Regions from separate parts of the Mus musculus genome. Here region 2 is linked to region 1. Evidence: chromatin loops called from intact Hi-C (ENCODE). Cell type or tissue: heart. All regions are shown on one strand. Each heading gives the region's core, and the rest is flanking DNA. Links, peaks and the distances in the headings are about the cores only.

What was found. Hi-C counts contacts between places; a loop is a spot of excess contacts. Peaks named below come from ENCODE experiments on the same cell type or tissue, not always from the same donor. Only the 100,000 strongest peaks of a DNase experiment are listed, where the experiment ranks them.
Region 2: it touches region 1 in a loop (8-fold over the local background); 3 of 42 quality-filtered maps call a loop at or near these places.

The regions. Positions count from the first base shown.
Region 1 is chr10:83,992,654-84,000,588 of GRCm38, forward strand. No RefSeq gene overlaps it. Among named protein-coding and RNA genes, the nearest start is that of Gm40725, 25 kb to the left of the region's middle. In heart, for the core only: a CTCF peak has its summit at 4,041 (motif pointing left); a DNase peak (open chromatin) is centred at 3,478; H3K27ac peaks cover 807 bases.
Region 2 is chr10:83,933,609-83,941,543 of GRCm38, forward strand. Gm34043 (a long non-coding RNA gene) reads right to left here. Exons shown (of 3, transcript XR_380636.3): 3 at 4,128-4,609. Among named protein-coding and RNA genes, the nearest start is that of Gm33980, 4.1 kb to the left of the region's middle. In heart, for the core only: no CTCF peak of the experiment used is centred there; a DNase peak (open chromatin) is centred at 3,793; H3K27ac peaks cover 375 bases.

The sequences.
Region 1 (7,935 bases), core at 1,616-6,615:
ACTCCTATCGTGGCTTTTGATATGAAAAGGCAATTAAAAAATGGACCGTATCTAATATAACACATGGACACATTCAATACACACATTCTTTTAATTAAGAGAACCAGTACACTGCGATTTGCTTACACTTAACACCAATGCTTTAATGCCATTTTCTCTTATTGATTTATGAGGTGTGTGCTCAACGCAAATTAGGGGATAAATCATCAATGACGCTGATTTGCTTACCAGCCCTCCAATAAATGTGTATAATTAATTGTGGGCATGGGACCTTTCTCTGCTAGCAAGAGCCCTTCCCTGGGTTCTTGGCGTTTCCTCCCAGCTATGCTGTTTCCCTGCTGGGCTTAATGGAGAAGGATGTGGAACATAGCTGTAGGTGGGGGGTGGGTGAGCACAAAGCTGTGGCTGCATCTGATATCCTGAGCTGCGTGAGGAATTGCTGCCCGCTCCTCAGGAGAGGAGATGGTGGAGAGGAAGTTTCCACTTGAGCAAGGCAGCTAGCTATTGCAGTCTGTGGGACTTGTTGTAACACCCCAGGAACTGATTGCTTCCACACCAGGACTGGCTGCAGACTCAAGTGGTCACGCTGGGGAAGAGCTTTAGTGGGTAGGTGTCACAGGGACTGTGTGGTGTTTGATTAACAGGGTCTGCTCTGTTTTTCTTTCGAAATAGTTTGGATTTAATTTTAGTTAGCCTACAACGTTGATGTTTCATTTTGGCACTTGCATACGTGTACATCATGTTTATTTCTTCCTCCCGACTTCCTTTCTCCTCCGTCTCCGTTCTCCAAGGTTTTTCTCCTTCCAGATAGGATCCCCTTCTGCTTTAAGTCATAGAGTTCCATTAGCTTTTCCTTTTGTCCCTCCCTGCTACCGTTAGGCTTCTTCTCCCTCTTATTATCCCCCTTCTACTTTCATGTCTTTCCACTTTTAGATGATAGGTAAATGATAGATAGACATATAGATTAATGATAGATTATACATATAGATTAATGATAGATTATACATATATAATATACATATGATAGATTATGATAGCTACATGATGATAAATGATAGATATATGATAGATAATAGATAGATAGATGAAAGGTAATAGTTATAATGGCCATGAGCCTCTGGGGACCATTGACAATGTTATGGCTTGACTCGAAACTGCCCCCATCAGGCTCAGTGCTAGATGTTTGCCTCTAGTCTGTGGTGCTATTTTGAAAGCTGTAGAGACTTTATGATGTGGGGTCTGGGTGAAGGGCAGGCCTTTGAAGGTTACACACGCCTCTGGTGCCAGCCTGTAGTACCTGCTTCGTGCCTAGCATGCAGTGGGAACCACCAACATCATCCTTGCATGAGCTCTGCCATGCCTTCCATCCTGTGACATGCTGTAACCCTCTAGCACCATAAACTGCAATCTAACTTTCCTCCCTCCGTTTGGTCACAGCACCAAGAAAGAGATTAATATACATGCTTACTCCTGGCTACTTTAACATCTCGTTATCCTCTGTCTCCTCCCTTGTTCTCTGGGGTCCGGCAACATTGGCTGTTGTCTAGTTCTTTGCATGTGACAAGCCTCATCTTGATATACAGTTCTGACAGCCCTGGTCACCCTTGGAGAGCTCTGCCACAAGAGACTTCCAAGACTATCTCTTCTCCACAACCAGAGTCTCAGCTTAATAGTCATATCCTCTGGAAGGTTCCCCTGACCATGCTCAGAATGACCATCCCACAGTAATTCCTACACATGTCCCTGTTTCTCCCCTAAGGAGTCTTCTGTTCTTGCACTCTGCATAGTTCAGCCTCTGAGGGTTTTAGCTTCCTCTATTAGCCTGTATCCCAGGACCTGTATCCTGACGGCCGATCATGTGGTTAGAGTGTTCTACCAATCCTCAATGGATAAGAAACGTGTCCAGAATAAGCCTGGGTTGTTTTAAAACATTTCGTTCTGGGCATGCTTGTTACTGCAGCATGACTAAAACCTGTCTGAGAGATAAGAACTGCATTCTCTAGTAACCTTCAGGTTAAGGGTAACCCAGAACACAGGTGAGCACTCAGTGATTGCTGAATGCCTGTGGCTCAACTGAGTGAGGTAAAGAGGAAGAAATGGCTGGGGGAGACAACTTAGAGTCAGGATGAGGGTAAAAAATGACTCAGAATAGACCATTGTCCCCAGGATGGTGCCTTCAAACAATGGAAATTCACCTATCTAGAATAATAGCTTCTAATTCATCTAAAAGATTCAGGCAGGCTTGGGGTTTATGCTGGGGTTCAGAGGTCATGGGGCATCCGTCTTTTTCTAGGTGGCTGTCATGTAGATCCCGAAGTTTGACATCATCAGCCACCCTAGATGTTTGTAGTCTCCTGAGGACAGACTGTGAGGATGCCCTCTTGATCTGATACTGCATTCTGAGAGTTGAAGAGAAAATGTTCTTGCTTTCCTGCCCCGTGTGGATCATGTATGGGTTGCCATTGGAATGGGGCTTGCAGCTCTGGGATTACATCTAGCCTGAAAGCTCTCAGTAGTAATGTACACTGGAGTTCAAGTCTTGACTGTGTGGCTCGTTGGATGAAGAATGAGAACAATTAGAAACAGATGCCCCCCAACATCCACTAGGCATCATCTCTATTTCTGACCTCCCAAGCCACACTGCCTTGTTTCTCAGAGTGCAGGAAGTCTCTGGTTGGTGACATAGCAGTGTGAAGGACTGTTGAATTGTTGGAATTCTTTTGTTCTGAGGAGAATAAACGAGTTTCAGTTAAAATAAGATCCAGATTGCCCGAGAATGTCCAAGTCTAAGGACCCGCCAGTGCAAAACAACTTCTAGTGTTTGAATGAGAACTTTTCCCAAGGCTGGTTTTGGTGATGGAGACACTGCCAGACACAGCATCATTAACTAAAGATCATGGAAAATGGCTCTGTGTTTTATTGCCGTGTGTGTTAAATGGCAGAGAGCAAGAAATTGGAAAGCTCCAAACCCAGCTATGCTCAGGGAATGGAAAACAAACTGCTCTAGCCATTGCATTCTGGGAAGGATACTCAGAAAGAGAGACGCAACACATATTTGGACCAGACTCAGCAAAAGCTGGGTACCCTCATGCTAGCGAAGACCTCTGGCCACCAAGCACCAGTCTGTACCTTCTCCCTCAGATATGCCTGAAGCTGTGTGGGACTCTAACCTTGGAAAAAGTCGGGGGCAGGGGGTCCATGGGAGTGTTTGCTTGGGTCCTTTGGGTGGCCATTCTTTTCTGTGTGGGCTTTGCAGAGGTGTGTGTGTGTGTGTGTGTGTGTGTGTGTGTAGTGAACTGCCTCCTCTTAGAAAGAATCCTATTAGAGCCCCTGTTCATGTCTGGAAAAAATCATCTGATGACATTTGCCTGACCTCTTGGGAAATGGAAGAGGGGTGGGGCTTGCCAACCTGATGGCTTCCTCCTTCCTCCACTTCCTGCAGCCTCTTGCTCCAGCAGAGTCCGTGGCTGTCTTCCAGCTGGGCCTAGATCCTTGCTATCACGGACCCCACCCTGCACGTTTGTGTCTGTGTCTGGAGGCCCTGCAGCCTCTGGCTGTTGGCCTAGTAGAGCAAGACAGACTTTCGGAATCCAGCAAAGGCTTTGGAGTGGAGAGTTTATTGAGAACTCCAGAAGCCAAGGGATAAGGAATCCCCAGGTCTTTGTGGAATTTCTAGTGACAACACGGGTCAGTACTGATGATTTGTTGTTGCTTTCTGAAAGGGTTCTTGTTTTAGGAATGTCAGATTCCGTTATTCCCTTTGGAAAAAAATATGGAATAATATCAGCCCACCCTGTTCATATTTGTTTGTATATTCACTCTTGTAAACCCAGCACTCACTCCCACTGTATTATTTGTATCAGATAATGCTACTGTATTAATTGAGCACTGTCTTAGGCAACGAGAATAGGAAGAACAGTTGAGAAAGGACCCCGGGGTTGGAGAGCACTTGCTTCTCTTGCAGGAGACTTGGGTGTAGCATCCAGGATCCACACTAGGTGGCTTGCAAATCACACTCCAGTCCCTGGGGACTCCATCACCCTCTTCTGGACTTCTGGTGATACTGCACTCACATGGTGCCCATACAGACAAGCAGGAAAAAAAATTTTTTTAAGGTCCTGAGAGAACACAGCACCTAAGAAGGGAAGTGGGCAGATGGGTGAATGGCTGCATATCACTGTGAGTAATGTCACTGTAGAGGTGTGTAAGGGGCCAGAGCAGAGTGTGCCAAATCCTGCTCAAAAAGAACATGAACACGTTCCAGAAATGATTTCTAATGGTTGCTTGTGTGTGTGTGTGTGTGTGTGTGTGTGTGTGTGTATGTGTGTGTGTGTGTGATGGTGCACATGTGGAGGTCAGAGGACAACTTCTGGGAGTTGGTTCTCTTATTCCACTATGTGGGTCTCAGAGATTGAACTTGGTGGCAAGTGTCTTTACTTGTCTCCTTGTCTTGAAATTAGACTGGCTTCAGGATTATTTTGACTAACAGGGAACAATGGAAGAGTGCCATTCAGCTTTTGAGTGTAGGTCATAAATGGTGACACAGGTTCTGTTGCGCTTTTCCTGAATCGTCTTCTTTGGAGTGTAGTCTCATTGTAAGTCTCACAGCTGAACTGAAGCCACTATGCTGTGAGGGAGCCCAAACCAGTTCAGACCTAGACACCACACAAAAGGCTTAAGACCCCATAAAGAGAATGCTACCTGCTGTCCTGCCAGTGTCCCCAACAGCTTCTGCAGCCCATGTTCTTCCCACATTCCTTGTCAGACAGCAGCCTAGTGCCAGACCCAGAGCCAGAGTTGACCAAGCTTCTCCCAACTTGTTAACTCACAGACACTGGCAGAGGTAGTAAGAGCATTACTGTCATTTGAGCTATGGTTTTACATGGAAGTAGAACACAACAGAGTATGACAGCCAGCAGGTCCTAAATGGAATATAAAGCTTACTCACACGGAGTACTTTTGAAGAAAACGTCTTGTTTCATTTTACAGTCCTTGAGCACCTACTGTGTGCAAGGATCTATGGAAGGCTCAAGAGTGAGAAAGGGGACTGTAACAGTTTCTGACCTTAAGGAGTTCATAATTAAGAAGAACAGACACACATAGCCACAATGTATGATGCATTCTAGTTTCATTCTGTCACTGTCACAAATATCACAGCCAAAAACAAGTTAAGAGAGGAAAGAGCTTGTTTCACATTCTGGGTCACAGTTCATCATGGAGGAGAGGCAAGGCAGGAACTGAAGCAGGAACTTGAAGACAGGGCTCCTTACCATTCTACGCAGCATTATCGCTGACCGAGGAAGCACATCAGAAATTAAGAAGAAAATGCTGCTTGCTAGATGACTTGAAGGCTCGTTTTCTAGTCATCTGCTTTCTTATATAGTCCAAGGCCACCTTCCTAGGGAATGGGACTGCCTACAGTGGGCTGTGCCCTCTTACACCAATTAACAATTATGACATCCCCGTGAACATGCCCAGAGGACAATCTAATCTAGGCAATTTTTTTTCAGCTGAGGGTCTCCTCTGAGATGACATTAGGCTGTGTCAAATGGAAAGTTAAATTAACCAGAATATTATGTTTTGCTAAATTATCATGGGGATAGAGAAAAGGGACCTATTTCCTGGGGTCATACCTGAGTCAAGACATGTAGGCTGGCCCAGTTTCCCGTTGTATGGGGGGGTGCATATTGGTTTGGGGGATGGGGGAGGCAGGTAGCTAGAAACAGAGGGTTTGTTTACATGTAGATCTGTTTAGGTGGGAGTGGATAAAGGTTGAATGAGAGCACTGAGGTCACCTTCCAGAATGCCACAAGTAGGATGTCATATCTCTTAACCTAGATCTGGTTGCCCTTCCAGAAGCTTCCTAAGAAGCTGATGTTTAACTGTCGCTCACAGGAAAGTAAATTTGAACTCAATCTGCACAAACAGTAGTAGGCCAACTGGCTGGAAGAGTAAACACGGGAAGTGATCAGATAAGGGTGAGGATTCGAAAACTCTAAGCAAGTCTGTCAAAGTCCTGACCAAAGGATTGATGAAGCTTCTATTTCCGGAGTTTGACTTTCCATGGACACAGCTTATGGGGAGGGAGGGGTGGGGGTGGAATGAAACCATGCGTTTTTGGAAAAGCAAACAGGACTTAGGTGAAATGAAGTAGAATAAACTTTGTGGGTAACGGTTGAGGCTGTGATGAAAAAAAGGGGGAGATCATGGGTGGTAGGGAGAAGGGAGTTAGAGAGGAAGGGCAAGAGTGGGATCCTGTGAGGAGGGGGCAAGGGTGGGAGCCTGTGACTTGGAAACTGAGCCCAATGTAGATGCTTCTTGGTCTGAGATTGTCCCTACTTTTGTTTAACCTGATTTCCAGTTTATTTCTGTCCAGGGCAAACAGAAGGATTCTGACTAACTTTCCAGGCTCAGACATCTTCATTTGATTCTCCCCCAAATGCAAGTGCTGTGGAACAGAAGCAACTGCCCCAAAGTCATACAGCTGGAAAACAGCAGATCCATGTGACGAAGACATTCCAACTCCACAGCCAGTGTCCTGTCCACAAGTCAGGGACAACTCTATGGCCACTGCCCTTGTCCGCCATCTCTCAGACACTCTGGCCCTTTCTTTCCTCATCCCCCCATCTTGGGAGTGGTGGCTAGTGCCCTAGAAGCCTTCTGATTCACCCAAATTCTGCATAAGAGGCAGAAGTATCCCAGAAGGTAACATCATCTCTCCTTTACTTTTATTTCAGCTCAGAAACACAGAGAAAAAGAGGAAATACCTTGTAGATATCACTCAGAGAAGTTGCACTGTGGCTATGGTTTGGGAGCTGAAAGAAGTGGTTTCTAAACCAAATTCTCAGAGCCAGCAAGCAGCCAAGGTAGAATTTGAGATGAAATCTGTCTAGCTTCCAAATCTATACTCTGCATCCTCTGTAATGTGTGTGTGCACACACAGGCATATGTGGGCGCATTCCTGTGCATGTGGGTGGGTGTGTACCTGGATAACAGAGGTCAACATCGGGTGTCTTCCTCAATCTCCCCATCTTATCTTTTGAGACAGGGTCTTGCTTCCTCTGGTGCTCACAGATTGGTTGGCCCAGCTGGTCAGTGTGTGCTAGGAATTCAGTCATCTCTGCTTTCCTGCACTAGTGTTACAAACGCCACGGCCAGATCCGGCTATTATTCATTCACACTGTGATCTGAACTCAGGTCTTCATGCTTGCATACACTGACTGAACTGTCTCTCAAGCTCCTGCTTGGTGCTTTTGATGTAGTGCTACGATAAATGATAAAGCAGGGAAATTAGCCAATACTGTGTGGGGCTTCCTAGTAGCTCACTAGGGCTGTTTTAGCAGCTAGAGGTATTCAGCAACATAACCTTTATCATAATCCCATCTTCTGGGTTTTGTTTTTGTTTTTTGTTTTGGGTTTTGGCTTTTTTTTTTCCAGACAGGGTTTCTCTGTGTAGCCCTGGCTGTCTTGGACCTCACTCTGTAGACCAGGCTGGCCTCAAACTCAGAAAATCCACCTGCCTCTGCCTCCCAAGTGCTGGGATTAAAGGCGTGCACCACCACTGCCCAGCCCCATCTTCTGTTTTGAAGGTGAAAAATACAAATGAAAATTAATAAGACGTGAGACTCCAGGCCTGACAACCTTTCACCTTAGAGCCACCCCCGACCTCCTGTTTTTGTGTATGTGGCTTGGACTTGCTCCCTTGGGTAAGAAGAGGAGAGTCTGGATCCTCAAATAAAGATCCGTGGTTGCTTTTTTTTTTTTTTTTTTTTGCACTGTTCTTGATTCCCTTGCTGCTTCTATTCACACCCTCCTCCTCACCTCTTCAAGTTCCTGGCCAGGGGCCCTTTTCCATTCGGGTCTCATTTCCTTACCTCCCTTCCCGCCTTGCAGCCAAGACCTATCTGTCTCTTTGACAGCTGGATACCTATGCCA
Region 2 (7,935 bases), core at 1,094-6,093, 60 kb before region 1:
AGGATGGAGACAGGGAGGCTGAAAGCGGCAGAAGATTCTACCTGTAGCTTGATTTTCTGTGCCCTTTTGATCTGATAAACAGCAGGGCTTCTCCAAGACTCTGAAATTACGGAAACCACAAGGCACCTGTTACATGTGAGGAAGCTCTGACATAGCATTCCCTAGGGTCACCTTTGCCCCAGCCCGCCTCCCTGTCTTCCTGGTGCTGGCTGTGTATTAAGGAACACTTAACACCTCACAATGCCCTACTAGACTGGCCCTGTTGTGCAATGAATTGCTTACGTGTTCAGGCTGTGTCTATGTGCCCATAGAATATATGCTATGGACATGAGTCTGCAGGACTCAAGAACCTGGCTAGCTCCCGGTTCTTAAGATCTCTGTCATGGATTCTCCCTGTAATTATTCTCCCTGTAATTCTCCCTCATTTTAGACTTGGCAGCTTGCAATGAGCTTAAATCAGGACAGTTGGGGAATTTTGCATGGAGCTCCGTGTGCCATCTTACCGTGTCCCAAGTCTGCATCTCTGTGGGTACCACTCAAGGTTGCTGGATGACAGCAGCAGATTTAACAAGAAAAAGCATTCAAAGGGTGATGGCAGAGTTCTGAAAATTGGAGAACGTGTCCAGGACCTACATCTCCCAGGCAGTCAGGTCACAGCTATGGTCCCTCTGCAGAAAGTGTTCCATTTCCATAACTGCTGTCAGGGTACCAAACGTTGTTGCCATTTAACACAGAGCTTTGATTTTTTTCCATGCAGTTGCATGGCCTGCTTAGGAGTCATAGCCAGAGCTGAAGCACCCTGCTAACTCTTCTTAGGTCAGACAGGAGGGAGAGCCCTCTTCGATTTCATAGTTCACATAGTAAGGAATCCTCCCAAAGAAGGCAGGTGTTCAAAAGGTTAAAGTGTGAACGAATGCCATCCATGTGACATCAACTTTAAATGTTGGTAGATGACTAATATCCAGAAGACACCAAAGTGGCAGGAGCTGTATACTGGAGGTTGGAGTAGATTAACTCCCAAGTTGGCCTGTAGGGGGACTAAGGGACACAGAATCCATGGGATATTTCTATCAGAGTCCCTCCTGCTCAGTCATTAGTCACAGAACATTAGGTATCCGAAATGGATGCTTGCCAAGGTTTAGCACGTCCTTCATGTCAAGGCTAAGAGCATTCTGGGAAAGGGGACAAAGGCCATGGGAATGTCAGGCTGAGACAGGGCAGGGGGTGACAGGGAAGCTTACAGGAGCACTCCCTGGGGGCTGAGTTCATTGGCATTCTAAGGAGTAGAGAGAACACCCTACACCAAAGGATGTCATGAACTCTCCTCTCTGAAAGGTACCTCCAAGGGACCAGACGATGAGAGAACAGCGTGGACCTTCCCAAGCCTCCAGCCTGCAAATGGGCTGAGTACCTATGTGATCAATGTCCTCATATTCAGTGGGGCCACCAGCCTGCTGGGCAGCCTGTGATAAGTTCTTTACTCTCGGTGAAGTGAATCTCAGTTTCCACAGAAGGGATGATTACAGCACACACTTGAATGGATGGAGTACACATCTGAAGAACTGTGACTGGTGATGGACTTCGATCTAGCTCTTTCCGCCTGTCCGACGGGCAGCCCCTGGCAGGTATGGGGCATGGTGGAGATGGACTCTGATTGGATATTTAAGAAGATGCATTTGTTGCCATATGGGAGGCCAGGCATGGATGGAATAGACAAGGGGCTACCACACTAGTCCTCCTGGCATTGAGTGATCAGGGAAGAAGCGAGGTAAATAGCAGGTAATGAGGGGGCACTTCTAAACTGTTATGAAGATTATTGTTAGCTGTGAAGTGGTGGCATTCTTTAGTTCTAACACTTGGGAGGCAGAGGCAGGGGGATCTCTATGAGTTCAAGGTCAGCTCGTCTACATATTGAGTTGTAGAACAGTCATGGCTACACAGAAAAACCCTGTTTTTGACAACCCTGAAAACCAAAGCCAAACCAAGCCAAGCCAAACCAAACCAAACCAAACCAAACCAAACCAAACCAAACCAAACCAAACCAAACCAAACCAACAAAAAAAAAAAATCAGTGTTAAGTAGGAACTTGATAAATGGCAGCTAATATGTGAATGAGGCAGAAAGGACAAGGAAAGAATGAGTTCTCCTAGGTATAGTGGAGGAGAAAGTTTGTTATAGACATGTGGGAAAGCATAGCTAGAGGCCGGGCCATCTGGGAGAGTTCAGACATGACCCTGAGCCATGGGAGGAGATAGAAGGACAGGGGGCATGGTGAGGGTGGGGGCGGAGATAGGGAAGGGAGGTAGGAAGAGAGGGGAACCAGGTACAGCAGCCAAGAGGGCAGAGGTACAAAATGAGCAGGTAACTAAAGTGTTTGGATTCTACAGGGAAGAGCCTCTGGGGGAAGGACAGGATGTAAACAGGAAGGGACTGAAGGATGCTGGGAAAATCTGGTGGTCAGGTCTACTTGATTTGTTAAATAGGCTCCTCAGCCATTTGTCCCAGAGTCTGAGACATAGCATAATTACTCCTTCAAGCCTTAGAATGACTAACTTTAGAAATGTTTGTAATATGGAAAATGAAAACATTTATTATTATTATTATTATTATTAATGTGTGTAACAAACCATTACACAGTGCCTTTCAGATGAGACACTGGACTAGGCAATGTGTCCGTCAGAGTCCCTTAGAGAGACAGAACCGATGGAGGCTGAGTACAGAGACTGACTCCTGGCGACTATAGAGGCTGTGTCCTGTGATTGACATGGATAAGGTCGAGACCCAGGTGAGCCAGAAGCACTATTTCGGTCTGAGGCTGAGAGCCAGAGGAACAGGAAAGCCAGTTGAATAGATTCTAGCTGGATTTCATGTCTGGAGGCAGAAGAAGGCTGTTCTAGCTGGGGGGGGGGTGAAGAGAAAGAGGGGGGGGGGAGAGAGAGAGAGAGAGAGAGAGAGAGAGAGAGAGAGAGAGAGAGAGAGAGAGAGAGAGAGAGAGAGAGAGAGCTTTCCTGGGTTTTTGATCCGTTAGAGCTTGAGTCCACTGTCATTGGAAAGTGTGGCTTGCTTTTCTCCCTACGTCAGACATGAACTGCTCCAGGGTCTCCATAACACACAGCCAAAGTGATGCTGCACCACATCTCTGGTCACCCTGTGACCTAGCCAAGCAGACACATGCAGTTGGCTACCGTGGGACTCTGCCTCCAGTAGATTGTCTCATGCTTCCGACTCTGTTTACCCCTGTGGTAGAGAAAAGAAAACTCAGAGATCTCACATAACTAGTGGATGGTTGGGCTTGGTTTCAACCTATGAGTGAATAGGGGAAAAAAAAAGATGACTCTCAGGTCTAGTTATGGAGCAAATCAGCAGGGCCTGGCTGCGAATCTTTTGCCCTGGGGGTTGAACAGCTTATATGAGGAATTCAGAGATCTTCCAGTGCCCCAGGGCCAGGAAGACACATCCATTTTCACTGGCGTTCTGTACACATGCTGACTGTGGCTGGAAATCTCTGGGACAACTCTTTGTGATTCTCTGGGGTACCCTCTAGTTTCACCTCTAATCAAAACTTACCAATGAAGCAAACAAGCAAAAAAAAAAAAATCAAAAAATTAAAAATTGCCTGACTGTCAACCTGCCAAGAGTCCAATTAGTCAAAACCAGACTTTACCCTCCCAAGGCAGGCTGTGTGCACGCTGGAGGAAGCCTGATAAGAAAGCACAGCCTCGCATGACTTTTAGCTGGCAGCGGGAAAGGAGCCCGGGAACAGTAGCAGGCGGGTTCCAATTCCCTGAGCCTTTCCCACTGGTCATCGTCAGTTCCTCCTCTGAGTGCTCTGCTCTTCCTGACCCACCCATTCATGTAATTACCTTGGGGACTTGGCTGAAAAGTTATCTCCAGCCAGACGCCTTTCCCACCCAGCATCAGCCTGTCAGATCGGAGGCACTAGATGGTGCGTTCATTTCCCACGCATTCAGTGCGGGCCTCGTGGCTCACACAGGTGAGTTGTGTGTGATTGCCACCCTCCAGTGCTTAGCATGTGCTTCAGTAATGGGAACAGTAATGATCCTGCCAACCAATTTGGACACTGAGAACCTCCGGCCTCCAACTCAAACATATAACTGAAAAGCTGAAAATGTTTTTGTTTAATTTCAATTGAAATAGCCACATGGGGCTGATGGTGAGCACAGTTATAAAACAAACAGGAGATGGTAAAGGAGAGATCATAACAGAGTCTTTGGGGCTGCAGTCAAAGTCTGTGTGCGGTTGGATGAGGTGCCCAAAGCAGACCAATCCACTCCTATGCTGGGCACTATCACAGTTGTTGAGGGGAAACAGAAACTCAGCTGGGTTGAAATTCTAGCATCTCCCACTTGCTAATACCAGGATTTACAAATGGGAAGTGTGAGGCTGAGGTAGGGCAGAGGAGAGTGGAGGTGGACTGGAGGCAAGTTCAAGATCTGACCAGTGTCTCATTAGCATGCATGTCAAGGTTCACACATCTCTCTCAATCAGGTTCTCCTTGCTAAGGGCTGAATTCCAGGCGCACTTCCTGTGTGGGGCGTCCTCTTGTCTTGTTCACTGATGTACGCACTTGAGAAGGGAATCAATTTTTCTAAAAACAAAAAACAAAAAACAAAAAAAACCATTTGATTATATTGCCCCTTATCGAAAATTGACTAAGACATGGAAAATGATACAGAGGAAACCACACATCCACGAATAACTTCTTCGTACAGTTCCTTTTATAACCTTTGTATTCTTGGACTTAACAGTTGGTGTCTGAATCTCACAAATTTCTCTTCAGGGTTACATATTGCCATTTGTCTATCCAATGTTGGTTCTTTCCTTGGTCTTACCAACATCAGGTTTTGCTCTGGGAATCAGTGGGTTTAGTTAAAAGCTAACTCACTAGCTTGCTTGGAGGGTTGGCCCAAGATGTAACAGGAGGTTGTTTAGTGAATCCTGCAGCCCTAGACTGCAATCACAGAGTGTTTGTAGTTTCTCCTTCTTGTATCTAGAATTTTGGAGGTTCTGGGTGGCATTACAGCAACATCGATTCTGAGGCTGCGACTATTTACAAGACACAGGGGAAAAGATGAAAGAAATTCAGACCCTTGATGACAAACCAATCTTTTACCTTTATGATGGTTTGCATATGCTTGGCCCAGGGAGTGGCACTATTAGAAGATGTGGTCCTATTGGAGTAGGCGTGGCCTTGTTGCAGTAGGTGTGTCACTGTGGGTGTGGGCTTTAAGACCCTCACCCCAGGTGCCTGGAAGTCAGTCTTCTCTTAGAGGCTAGCAGAGGCTCCTCCTGCACTATGCCTGCCTGGATGCTGCTATGTACCTGCCTTGATGATAATGGACTGAACCTCTGAGCCTATAAGTCGGCCCCAATTAAATGTTGTCTTTATAAGATTTGCCTTGGTCATGGTGTCTGTTCACAGCAGTAAAACCCTAAGACAACTGTCTACCTCCAAATTTTTTTATGACACACATTTTTTTTTATCTTGTTTAGCCTCCATTTGATGTGGGCTCTCTCACCTGTAACTACTGCAAATTCTTTCCCAATAAGTAACTTATGCTAATGTATGTACTTAAGCATAGCATTTTCATAATTCCTCTGCCTGTCTGAGTTTCATCTTACTTGTCTGTCTTACCAATATCTTGGATAAATGTGTGTGTGCATGTGTGTGCATGCACGTGTGTGTATGTGTGTCTGTGTGTGTGTGACACAATGACTACATACTGTTGGGAAAACAACAACAACAAAAGCACCAAAATGACAGAGCAAAGCAATATGTCAGCCCTGTGAATTCAGAGAGAATGAAGTAGGTCTCCCAGGAGTCCCTATACTCTGGCTCACGCTTCTATGTGTCACAGTAATGGCTGCAAACCTTCTATAGTCCTCTCACTCATTTGAGGAGACATGGCACACCTCCTGCCTCAGGTCCTCCGACTTTCAACCTTTGCTCCCATAGTCTTCCTCCGTCCTTGGTAGCTATGCATTTGGTCACTTGGGAGCTCAGAACCTCCCTCTCTGCAGGAGCCTCCTCACTGCCATTGAAGTATGTGTGAATCACTCCCATTTCAGTAGCTACCATGGAAATAAGACCTAGCCAAGCAAAAGTGGTTATCTCTGACCCTGTGGCTCTTTTAAGTGTTTCTGTTCACCTGAGTATGTCATCATATTTACACACATTCATGAAAAGAAAGAATAAAAATATGCCTCTGACCTCATTTCAAGTACATAGGATGGATATTAGCACTAATAAGCAAAATAGAAAAACCTCTGTGTTTCAAGTCGAGACGAAGGCAGGGGTGAATACTTTGGTAGCTTTGGGGACATAGAAAACTCCAAAACAAATCAGAATAAAGAAATAAACACCATTTAAATGAATTTATTAATTATGTATTAAAAGGTATCACTAGCAAAGCTGAGGTATAGGGGTGTAGCTAATCGGTAGAAAATTTGCTTAACGTGTATGAGAACCTGAATTCTTACCACAGGAGAGGGATGTGGGGGCTAAATGAGTATAGGTTGCCAGAAAATAACCAGACCCCATACCACTAGTAAATGTTATGTGTTCATATTACTTAAAGGACTCTTGCATGTCACGGGATAGTTAATTGACACAAAAGGTGTTCTCTCTGTTTCCTGTCCACTCTGATGTAAATGATTTTCTTCCTCCACATGCTCCTGCCATGGCAATATCCAAAGCGCAGGGCCCAGGTTCCTGCCTTGAGCACCTACCTCAAGTCCCGCAGGGATGGACTGTCACCTGTAAGATGGGATAATCCCTTTACTCAAGTTGGTTTGGGGCAGTGTTTCGTTACAATAATAGTAAATAAAACTGGAACAGCATCCGTGTCATGTTCTGGCAAAGAATTTGCACATAGTCTGTGTTCCAAAGAACCAAGATAGAATAAATGAAAACAAACAAACTAATGTACTAATTAATTGTAGAAAGCGAATTCCGACACAGCATAGTGTCTGGGCACGGTTACTGCTGGCTGCTTTTGGTAATGCTTACAGTAAGGCTCAGGAGTAAAATGTGGAGCAGGAAGGTGTGAACACTTGTAAGAGGCCGTAGAAGTTGACATGTGTCATTGCTGAGAGGCTGTGTGAGTTGCATGTCAATAGGAAGGCGCCTTGAGGGAATTTCAGGGTTTTCTGAGACCCCTTTCACCTGCAACTTTAAACACGATTCATTTTCTGGCTAAAGTCCTTTTTCACATTTTCCTGGTCTCACCTGCAGCTTCAGATCCTCATTTTAAGCTGATGACAGGATCCACTTGTTGATGGCTATAGGGTAGAGGTCCTGGAAGCTAGATGCTCACACCGGGGCCCACCTTCAGTGCCAGGGTCCACCTTCAAGACCCCTCTACCATGCCACCAGAGGAGTGTCTCCCATGTAAATCCTGCCCTGAATAGGCTCCCTGTCCATTAAGCCAATGACTGGTGATTGGTGATCCTAACTGTATTTGCAACTCTCCTATCCAGTGTACCATGGCCCCAGGAGTGACCCTGTGACGTTTGTTGCTCTGCCTACTGAAGCCCAGGGGAAGACCAAAGAGCACAGGGACCTTGTGGATCTTCTTCACATCCTGCCAAGTACAAATCCATTTAGTGCTCTACCTAAATAACCTTTGCCTCTGATTCTGGTCTCTTCTTGTTCCACTCTCTGCCTGCTTTTCTCTGTTCCAGTAGTACTTCCTGGTGCCTTCACTTTCTAGGAAGTCTGCACTTTCTTCTGCTGATGAGCCTTGAATTCTCTCTCTCTCTCTCTCTCTCTCTCTCTCTCTCTCTCTCTCTCTCTCTCTCTCTCTCTCTCTCTCCACTCCCCCTTATCCTGTCTGTTTTAGAGCCAGGCAGAGGCCTTCCTGGAGGGCTATGTTGACTTTATTAGGCTGGCTGGAGATGGAGTCTCACTACACA